2 separate regions of the Homo sapiens genome follow, and region 2 is linked to region 1. A link is an interaction called in ENCODE POLR2A ChIA-PET data of the cell type or tissue named here. Cell type or tissue: IMR-90. All regions are shown on one strand. Each heading gives the region's core, and the rest is flanking DNA. Links, peaks and the distances in the headings are about the cores only.

Region 1 (5,386 bases), core at 234-5,233:
TCAAGAAGCATAAAAATGACTCTTTCATCGTGTCAGCAGCAGCAAGTATATTCTAGGTCCTGTGTTTTGTACTGTACTTAATTATCTCACTTAATCTTCACTAAAACTATAAGAGGTGAATGTCATTATCCTATATTACACATGAGGTAACTGAGGCATGAAGAGATAAGGCAACAGAACTAGGTCATAAAGCTAGGTAGCAGAGCTAAGACTGATCTTCACTTCTGAACACACAGAATTTAAATTTTTAGTAATACCACTTAATGTTTATAAAATGCCTGTCTCTTTAATATTTAATCATATCTATTTTCTCCTTTACAATTAAAAAAACTGTTTCTTATCATGGCATTTGCCTTCTGATCTCCAAATCTCTCAAAATATAGCCTTGGTACATGGTATTTTTTTATGGATTTAACTTGAAAGATATAATTCTCTGGCTGCTTGGTTTTCATGATATCATTACTTAATTCTGAGCTCAGTTGATCAAATGTAGATTACAGAAATAATCTTTGTGTTTGCTTTATACTATTATTTTTCTGAATAATTAAATCCTCAAATATTTCTCCTTGATGAATGTATATAATTTTGCATGCCACATAAAGATACCTTACTTTTGCTAAGTTACATCTACTAAGCAATAGATGTGTTAAAAAAAAAAGGTTGGGGGAGAAGTGTTTGTCCTTTGCTACATTGATAGGAAATAGAAGCTTTACGGAAAGTGTACACTTTTTTAAAAAGTTATTTGTAATTTCCAATGTGACTTACTTTATCCAGGGAACTCTCTACTTTTGTTACAGGTAAGATCCTATGGTTCCAATGGTATGTATCTTTGGTCCCATGCATGAAATACCTCTATGTACTATATATTACATACCTCGCAATGGCAATGAAATGTTCTATATCATCTCTCTTTCGGTGGAAGAGAAGATTACAATGTTCTAATTGGACATATTTAAAGTTATATAAATCACTTTCTGATGACACTTCACTCACATCTTCCATAGGCTTTCACGCCCCATGGATTCACATATGATATGTCTCCATCATGATTCCTCCCAGCTCTCAGAAGGCTCACAACTGCCTTCCATCTAGTTGATAAGAGCATCTTTCATAAGACACTCTCTGAGAAACTCAGACAGTGAGCTCCATCTTGACAGACACCCAACTCTATTATTCTTACTCTTTCTTTCCTGCATCTTTTCATTTTCATAATTAAAACTACACACTTGCAATGGAAGGATCTGTTTTTGAAACATATTTATAAGTACAAAGGCACATATAGTCCAAGTATAAAGTAACATTACAATAAATAATAATAATATTTGTAACACATGGGCCATGAGTCAAGAAGGTAACAGTAGTTTACTATTTGACTGATACGTAAATAGAGCTATGGTACTAAAACATAAAAAATAAATCCAATTTTTAAAAATTTATTTTTCATGCTCAAATCACTCAGCTGAGCATATGCATAAAAACTTATTTGGATATTTATCTTACGGTCTCAATGACATTTGAAAAGGTAATTAACTAAATATTAGCAAATGAAAATACATACAGACTATGAAACCATCCCTATAAAAATTTAAAAATTAATCAGGGAAGAAAGGAGAGAAAGAAATGAAAATAGGCCAAGGCCGGGCGTGGTGGCTCATGCCTGTAATCCCAGCTACTTGGGAGGCTGAGGCAGGAGAATCACTTGAACCCAGGAGGCAGAGGTTGTAGTGAGCTGAGATTGCATCACTGCACTCCAGCCTTGATAACAGAGCAAGACTCCATCTCAAAAAAAAGAAAAGAAAAGAAAAGAAAAGAAAATAGGCCAGGCACAGTAGCTCACGCCTATAATCCCAGTACTTTGGGAGGCCAAGGCAGATCGCTTAATCTCAGGAGTTCAAGACCAGCCTGGGCAACATGGCGAAACCACACACCTACAAAAAATACAAAAATTAGCTGGGCATGGTGGTGTGTGCCTATATTCCCAGTTACTGGGGAGGCTGACGTGGGAGGATCGTTTGAGCCCGGGAGGCAGAGACTGTAGCGAGACAAGACTGCGCCACTGCACTCCAGTCTTGGCAACAGAGTGAGACCCTGTCTCAAAAAAAAAAAAAAAAAAAAAAAAAAAAAGACAGAAAGCAGGGAAAAAGATAAACCAAGCTTGTGGTACATTCAGTGATTCAGTGTTAATCATTAAGTCAGCTTGCTCTCTGACCGGCTTGACCTGCTTCCTCATAGTTGTTCGGTACTTATTGCTTCAAAATCACACAGACCCTGTTACAAGATTATAGTTCCCCTTAACTGCTGTGTAGATAACAACTTGAACATTATAAAACATTAAGTTTTCCATTGGAGCTATTCTTTCAGTGCTGTGTACCAATGAAACTACTGATGTCAGCTGGTCTGAAGGATCCCACAAGAAGCTGACTCACCAAAGAATGCAGTTTCCACATCCTGATGATTTCATCCCCCTTGCCCTGGTCAATCAATGACTCCAATTTTCCAGCCCCCTACTCTCCGAGATCCACTTAAACATCCCAGCCCAGAACTCCTTGAGGGGATGGATTTGAGGGTCTCCTCCCATCTCTTTGCTTGGTGCCCTGCAATCATTAATGTCTTTCTCTGCTGCATCCCAGTTGTCTCAGGGTATTGGTCTGTTACTGTGCAGCAGGCATACAAACTTGTTGGTCCTATAACAACTAGACACAATCAAAATAAGCCCTTCTTTCTTTGTCTGTTATAGACACATTTTTAGGAGAACAGTGAAAGGTTAATAAACACTTGGAGGAGCGTAGGAATTGCTGTAGTGTGGGAGAAAGATTACATTCTCAGAACAAAACTGGATAGGCTCCTTTTTTTTTTTTTTTTTTTTTGAGACAGAGTCTCGCTCTGTAGCCCAGGCTGGAGTGCAGTGGCGTGATCTCGGCTCACTGCAACTTCTGCCCCCCGGGTTCAAGCAATTCTCTGCCTCAGCCTCCCGAGTAGCTGGGATTACAGGCACCTGCCACCATGCCCAGCTAATTTTTGTATTTTTAGTAGAGACGGGGTTTCACCATCTTGGCCAGGCTGGTCTTGAACTCCTGACCTCATGATCCACCCGCCTAGGCCACCCAAAGTGCTGGGATTACAGGTGTGAGCCTCTGCACTCGGCCGATAGGCTCCATTTTTAACCACTTACTCTTTTCATTGTTCACTCCAGCAATGCTGGAGTGTGGCGGGGGACTCCTGGAGGCCCCGAAAGATCATTTCAGGGATTTGCAAGGTGAAAACTATTTTCATAATAATACTGACACTTTTTTGCCTTTCTATTTCTCATTCTTTCCTGAGTGTATCGTGAAGTTTTCCAGAAGTTACATGAAGAATGATATTGAATCAGATTGAATAGAAAAGTAGGTATGAGAATCAAGCTGTCTTATTAAGTCAGACTGTGAAGAGATTTATGACATTATTCTTTTTCTCTTCTAATTCTTTTTTTGTTTTGGAAAATATAGGTAGTTTTCATTTAAAAGGTTATTTATTTTAACATGAAAAGGTTTACTATTGTTATTTTAATTGAATCAATCGATAATTTTAAAATTATCTCAGTTTCAACTCTAAGATGATAAATGTCAATATAAACAACTTAGATAAACAAAAGGCATTTGGGGTCCTCAATGATTTTTAGTGTAAATGGGTTCTGAGATCAAATAGTTTCAGAACCTCTGATTTATACTTTACCGTGGTGATCCCATTCAAACACACATGCTATAAGTTGAACTATGTAATTAAGAGGTGATTGTTCTAAAATATTTATTTTAGGAAAAAAAAACAGTAACTAAGAGCAGCTGGGCATGTTAGCATACACCTATATTCCCAGCTACATGGGAGGCTGAGGGAGGAGGATTGCTTCTGCCTAGGAGTTTGAGGCTGCAGTGAGCTATGATCACATCTCTGTATTCCAGCCTGGGTGACAGAGTGAGACTCCATCTCTAAAGAAATAAAATAAAGTAGGGTGGGCCTTTAATTCAATATCACTGGTATTTTTATAAAATAAACACCATGTGAAAAGACAGATATGCACACAGGGAGAATGCCATTTGAAGGTTGAAGTTATGCTGTGACAAAGCAGAAAACTACTAGAATCTAGGAGAGAGGTCTGACACAGATCCTACCGTAGACTCTTCAAAAGGAGCATGACCCTGCTGACACCTTGATCTTGGACTTCTAGCCTCCAGAACTGTCAGACAACATGTATCTGTTGTTCTAAGCTACTTAGCTTGTGGCATTTTCTTATGGCAGCCCTGGCAAACTAGTACACTGTAACTTTAATGTTCAAATAAAAACCAATGATCCCCAAGCCGATATGGTTAGTTTAGACTTCTTTCCTGAGTTTCACAATCACATATACAATGGCTTCTTAGACATTTTCCATCTTTACAAGGTGGAACTAAACATGTTTAAAATGATATTAGTCATTGTAACTCTCCTGAGAAAATGTGCTCTATTCCTGAGTTTGCTTTCTCTGTGAAGCATACCATCTTCTTTAACACTTGCCTCCTTTGATTTACACATCCAATCAATCATCAGCACCTGTCAATTCTGTCCTTTAACACCCTCTCATGATCGTTAATTTTATATGTCAACTTGGCTGGGCCACAATGTCCAGATATTTGGTCAAACATTATTTTGGTAGTTTCTGTGAGGGTGTTTTTGGATGAGATCAACATTTAAATCAGTGAACTTTGGGTAAAGCGGTTTGTACCTCATGATGTGAGTGGGCCTCATCCAATCAGTTGAGGGCCTGACTAGAACAAAAACACCGACATCCCCCAAGCAAGAGAGAATTCTGCAGCAGATAGTTTTCAGACTTGAACTGTAACATTGGCTTTCCTCTGGGTCTCTAGCCTGTCCTCCTGCCTTGCAGATTTTAAACTTGCCAGCTTCTATAATCACTTGAGCCAATTCCATAAAATAAATCTGTGTGTGTATATGTGTTTGTGTACACACACATCTTACTAGTTCTGTTTCTCAAAAGAACTCTGACTAATACACCTCTTGTTGCTTTTTAAATCTCACTGTCACTGTATTAGTTCAGGCCACCATCATCTCTTGTCAGGACTATGACAATATCCTCATAACCTCTATTTTCTTAGGGCTTTCCCCTTCTAATACATTCTTTCTGCTTCTGTCAAAATGACCTTTCTGGCTGGGAGGTTACAGTGAGCTGAGATCATGGCACTGCACTCCATCATGGGTGACAGAGTGAGACCCTGTCTCAAACAAAAACAAAACAAAAACAAAAAAACAAAACAAAACAAAAACAAAATGATCTAAGAATCCTGACTATGTACATCATTTTCCAGTTTATAAACATTCATGGGCTTCCCATAGCTTTCAGCATTAAGACCCTTGG
Region 2 (5,386 bases), core at 236-5,235, 65 kb after region 1:
GGCAGAAACGGGCAGATCATCTGAGGTCAGGAGTTTGAGACCAGCCTGGCCAACATGGTGAAACCCCGTCTCTACTAAAAATACAAAAATTAGGCCAGGTGCAGTGGCTTGCGCCTGTACTCCCAGCACTTTGGGAGGCCAAGGCAGGTGGATCACCTGAGGTCAGGAGTTCGAGCCCAGCCTGGCCAACATGGCGAAACCCTGTCTCTACTAAAAATACAAAAATTAGCCAGTAGCCAGGTGTGGTGGCAGGCACCTGTAATTCCAGCTACTCAGGAGGCTGAGGCATGAGAATTGTTTGAACTGGGGAGGCGGAGGTTGCAATGAGCCAAGACTGTGCCACTGCAATCCAGCCTGGGCGACAGAGCGAGACTGTCTCAAACAAAAATAAAAACAAAACAAAAACAACAATAAATAACAATGAAATTTCCTAGGCCGGGCGCGGTAGCTCATGCCTGTAATCCTAGCACTTTGGGAGGCTGAGGCAGGCGGATTGCCTGAGGTCAGTAGTTTGAGACCAGCCTGGCCAACATGGTGAAACCCTGTCTCTACTAAAAATACAAAAATTAGCCGGGCGGGGTGGCAGGCACCTGTAATCCCAGCTACTTTGGAGGCTGAGGCAGGAGAATTGCTTGAACCCAGGAGGCGGAGGTTGCAGTGAGCAGAGATGGCGCCACTGCACTCCAGCCTGGGCAACAGAGTGAGACTCCATCTTCAAAAAAAAGACAAGAAAGAAAGAAATTTCCTAAGCCCACAGATACTTGTCCATAAAAATAAAACCTGTTGAGTACTCTTATTTTAGAATGCAGGGATACAAATTAATTATAACTATTCAGCTTATAAGTGGTGGGGATCTTTTTCAAATAGATTTTTAAACTGCTTGTAGAACAACCTCCTTTTCCTGTATACTTTTAATCTGCTCCTGTTTCCCTCTTCTAGAGATGACCAATTAAAAATACTCCAGAGACTTCTTATGTGAAAGCACAAAAAAACTCATACATTGCTCCCTAGGACAGGTGTGCATCAATTACCATGGCAGGCCATGAGTGAATCTTTGCAAACTGCAATGCTGAACTTAATATATGCACATTTGCAAAGCAAAAGGATACTAATCAATCATGCAGAGTCACTGAGTGCAGCTCAGCAGAACTGCAAACCACAAACTTGCTTTCCTTTGATGCTACTTGGCTGAAACCTCAACTCAAGCAGTAGTGTTGTCCTTCTGAAACTAGGTTTGGTGCAGAACTGGACGGGCTGAAAATGGTATTGTCACAGCCCATTATAATTTTCATAGCAGCTATCTTGAAGCTCTAAGAATCAAGTCTGTTTTGCATGCATGAAAGCAAGCCCCAAGTCCCGGGCAGGTGGGTAGGTGGTTATTTCTGGCTGCAATTTTGCTAAGTCTCTAAACCAACCCTGCTTTAATTAGGAGCTTTTCTTCTGAGTTATTTTGATGTTAATAATATATGGCGGTCGCATTCCTTGTACATGTTCCCAAACAGTGATACAAACATTATTAAATCTAATCAGTGTTTATGGAGTATTCCATATGCTACCCACTGTGAATCTTTTGAAATGTCATTTTAGTGGATAATGCATAAAGAAGGGTTGGTATATACAATGACATGCTTTTGTTCCTTCAGTCAATGATTTTTATGAAAAATTTTCTACAGATATAGTTGCTTTCAATTTGTATTTGACCATATTTTAAAAAGAATATTTTTTGTTAGACTTCTATACGACAAATATTTAAATTCACAAAGACTTCCTACTCCAAAGAATACAATAATTAACTTTCCTTTTACTAAATTAAAGAACAGAAACAATACTGCAAATGCCTTAGATTAAATAAAGTAGATCAAGTTTAAATGAAACCTCTTAGAATTATGCATTAAGAAATATTTAACAAGAGTTGAAAACTAGGCACCACACCTAAAATACCTAAAATAACATTAGGCCGGGCGTGGTGGCTCACGCCTGTAATCCCAGCACTTTGGGAGGCCAAGGCAGGTGAATCACGAGGTCAGGAGATCGAGACCATCCTGGCGAACACAGTGAAACCCCGTCTCTACTAAACATACAAAAAATTAGCTGGGCGCGGTGGCGGGCGCCTGTAGTCCCAGCTACTCGGGAGGCTGAGGCAGGAGAATGGTGTGAACCCGGGACGCGGAGCTTGCAGTGAGCCGAGATCACACCACTGCACTCCAGCCTGGGCGACAGAGTGAGACTCCATCTCAAAATAAAATAAAATAAAATAAAATAAAATAAAATAAAATAAAATAAAATAACATTAAGATGAAAAACTAAAAAAGGCAAAACTTGGTCTTGTCTAAGACAGCTGAGTAACTGCCCAGACTGGACAACTATTGAGCATTATAATGTCCTTCCTACTCTCTGTATTAACAATCAACTACTAATATTCAATGTAGCCATTAAAAGTAATTCTCACCAGATGGTCCTATATTCCTGAAGATATGGATATGTATTTTCTCTCCTTGAGCAATACTATTAGGCAAATTATGGCTATAAGAAGCAGAGTTGCAGATGCAGATTGCACTCATCAGACATAAGGCCAACCACAGAGCCTCCTCCACACGCAGGCAGTGGACAATGGAGGCTGTTCATTTACCTCTTCATCCACAGCCATGTGCACAAATAACAATGGTCATCACCAGGGTCAATGTTTCTACACTCTAAGATGAATGATACATGTTTAAGAAAAATAATTTATTGGCCGGGTGAGGTGGCTCATGCCTGTAATCCCAGCACTTTGGGATGCCGAGGTGGGCGGATCACCTGAGGTCAGGAGTTTGAGACCAGCCTGGCCAACATGGCAAAACCCCGTCTCTACTAAAAATACAAAAATTAGCTGGGTGTGGTGGCAGGTGTCTGTAAGCCAAGCTACTCGAGAGGCTGAGGCAGGAGAATCGCTTGAACCAGGAGGTGGATGTTGCAGTGAGCCAAGATCATGCCACTGCACTCCAGCCTGGGCGATAGAGCAAGAGAGACTCCATCTCAAAAAAAAAAGACAAGAAAAATAATTTACTTCGATAACTTTTCAGCAGTCTCATAGAGATAGTTTAGGTTATCATTACCTGACTAGAGAATATACAAAGAGCTGACCTGTGGTGTTTTCCTGTAGGCATTGATACATTTGAGTCTAAGTTGCACAGGCCTTTTATACTCTACTATATGCAGGTTCTTCCAGATCTCTTGAACCTTTGTGTTTGAGTACAGACTATCACAATCTGTTTATTAGCTTAGATAGAAAAAAACAAGAACAAAAATTGAGATGCCGTCATTAAAAACAAAAACGCATGAGATGAAAAGCAAAAATTCTTTTTGCAAAAGATAGATTTTAAAAATGTACTATTTGACTAGTTCATTGTATCTACTGCGAATGAGGGGCTGTTTTGTCATTTTCCTGATCTTACGATGCTTTCCAAACAGCTGGCAGGCAGGCAATGTTTTTTATAGCTAATGAAAGGAATTTTATATGAAATGACAGTGCAGTTGCCACCTGAAAATATTAAGTGGTACATCAGATTCTTAGCTACAAGAGGTATTTATTTGCTCCTTTTATTATAGCTTTCTATAGGAGTAAGTAAGGCACTCCTCTCATGAGCCCCACATCACCTGCTGTGGAAGCCTTGCCAGAACCACAGCAAGGGGCTTCTCGAATGGGAATATCATAGAAAATATCACTGTCATCTATTTAAATATGTTTTATTGAAAGGAGAGTCATCTGTAGGCACCAAAGGGTAGCTGCTTCACTTAAAGTTGGTTATTATCAGAGTCAAATTAGATCTAAATACTGAGTACACAAATAAGAGCCAAATTTAAAAATTAGGTTCAACAAGTTATTTGATTTAGCCTATAAAGAGCCTCTTTTTCTGAGCTTACTTATTTTTTTTTTTTTTTTTTTTTTGAGACAGAGTTTCGCTCCTGTTGCCCAGGCTGGGGTGCAATGGCGTGATCTCGGCTCACTGCAACATCTGCCTCCCGGGTTCAAGAGATTCTCCTGCCTCAGCCTCCTGAGTAGCTGGGATTACAGGCATGCGCCACCACTCCTGGCTAATTTTGTATTTTTAGTAGAGATGGGGTTTCTCCGTGTTGGTCAGGCTGGTGTCGAACTCCTGACCTCAGGTGATCCGCCCACCTCGGCCTCCCAAAGTGCTGGGATTACAGGCATGAGCCACCGCACCCGGTCCCTGAGCTTTTTTTTTTTTTTTTTTTTTCTTGAGACGGAGTCTCACTCTGTCACCCAGGCTGGAGTGCAATGGTGCGATCTCGGCTCACTGCAAGCTCCGCCTCCCGGGTTCACGCCATTCTCCCGCCTCAGCCTCCAGAGTAGCTGGGACTACAGGCGCCCGCCACCACGCCCGGCTAATTTTTTGTATTTTTAGTAGAGACAGGGTTTCACCGTGTTCGCCAGGATGGTCTCGATCTCCTGACCTCGTGATCCGCCCGCCTCGGCCTCCCAAAGTGCTGGGATTACAGGCGTGAGCCACCGCGCCCGGCCAAGCTTACTTTTTAAGAACTGGCATAGGGCGGGCACAGTGGCTCACGCCTGTAATCCCAGCTACTGTGCCCGGCCTATGCCAGTTCTTAAAAAGTAAGCTCAGGGGCTGGGTGCGGTGGCTCATGCCTATAATCCCAGCACTTTGGGAGGCTGAGGTGGGCGGATCACCTGAGGTCAGCAGATCGAGACCAGCCTGGCCAACATGGGGAAACCCCGTCTCTACTAAAATATACAAAAATTAGCCGGGCGTGGTGGCAGGCGACTTAATCCCAGCTATTTGGGAGGCAGAGGCAGGAGAATCATTTGAACCTGGGAGGCGGAGGTTGAAGTGAGCCGAGATTGAGCCATTGCAATCAAACCTGGGGTATAAGAGTGAGACTTCTCTCAAAAAAAAAAAAAAAAAAAAGAACTGGGATAAACTTAAGAATAAATGTTAAAATATTTCTATTTGTACTTGTAGGAATATATCATAGTTTACAGCAAATACTAGAGTTGCAAAAGATCTTTTGCTATCAACAACCTACTTTTTAGTCAGGAAGGAAATCTCAAAGCACTATCTCTAATCCAACTTAAATTTTGAGTGGTAGGTTTCATGTGAAAGGGTTTTTTTTTGTTTGTTTTTTCATTCTTTAAAAACTAATCAAAATCAGTAGATTCAGATAGACTCCCAGACCTCTCCAAAACTGTACATATTAAACCAGTGACTAAGAGTCAGCTATGGTTTCTGGTGTTTTCTTTGTGTATGCCTTCAGGCACACACATGTAATTTTTGTGCTTCAGGGAGTTAGTGCTTCATAAAAACAGAGATGAATGGTTATAAAACATACACCAGTGCCCTTTGGAAGTAATTAAAAATATGGCCCT

Evidence for each region. Peaks named below come from ENCODE experiments on the same cell type or tissue, not always from the same donor. Only the 100,000 strongest peaks of a DNase experiment are listed, where the experiment ranks them.
Region 2: POLR2A ChIA-PET joins it to region 1 with 6 read pairs; 3 of 35 experiments call an interaction of 5 or more read pairs at or near these places.

Annotation. Positions count from the first base shown.
Region 1 is chrX:97,386,947-97,392,332 of GRCh38, reverse strand. The region is part of intron 25 of DIAPH2 (diaphanous related formin 2); the gene reads right to left. Among named protein-coding and RNA genes, the nearest start is that of DIAPH2-AS1, 170 kb to the left of the region's middle. In IMR-90, for the core only: no CTCF peak of the experiment used is centred there; a DNase peak (open chromatin) is centred at 2,422; H3K27ac peaks cover 1,214 bases.
Region 2 is chrX:97,322,446-97,327,831 of GRCh38, reverse strand. All of the region lies in intron 23 of DIAPH2 (diaphanous related formin 2), which reads right to left. Among named protein-coding and RNA genes, the nearest start is that of DIAPH2-AS1, 240 kb to the left of the region's middle. In IMR-90, for the core only: no CTCF peak of the experiment used is centred there; no DNase peak of the experiment used is centred there.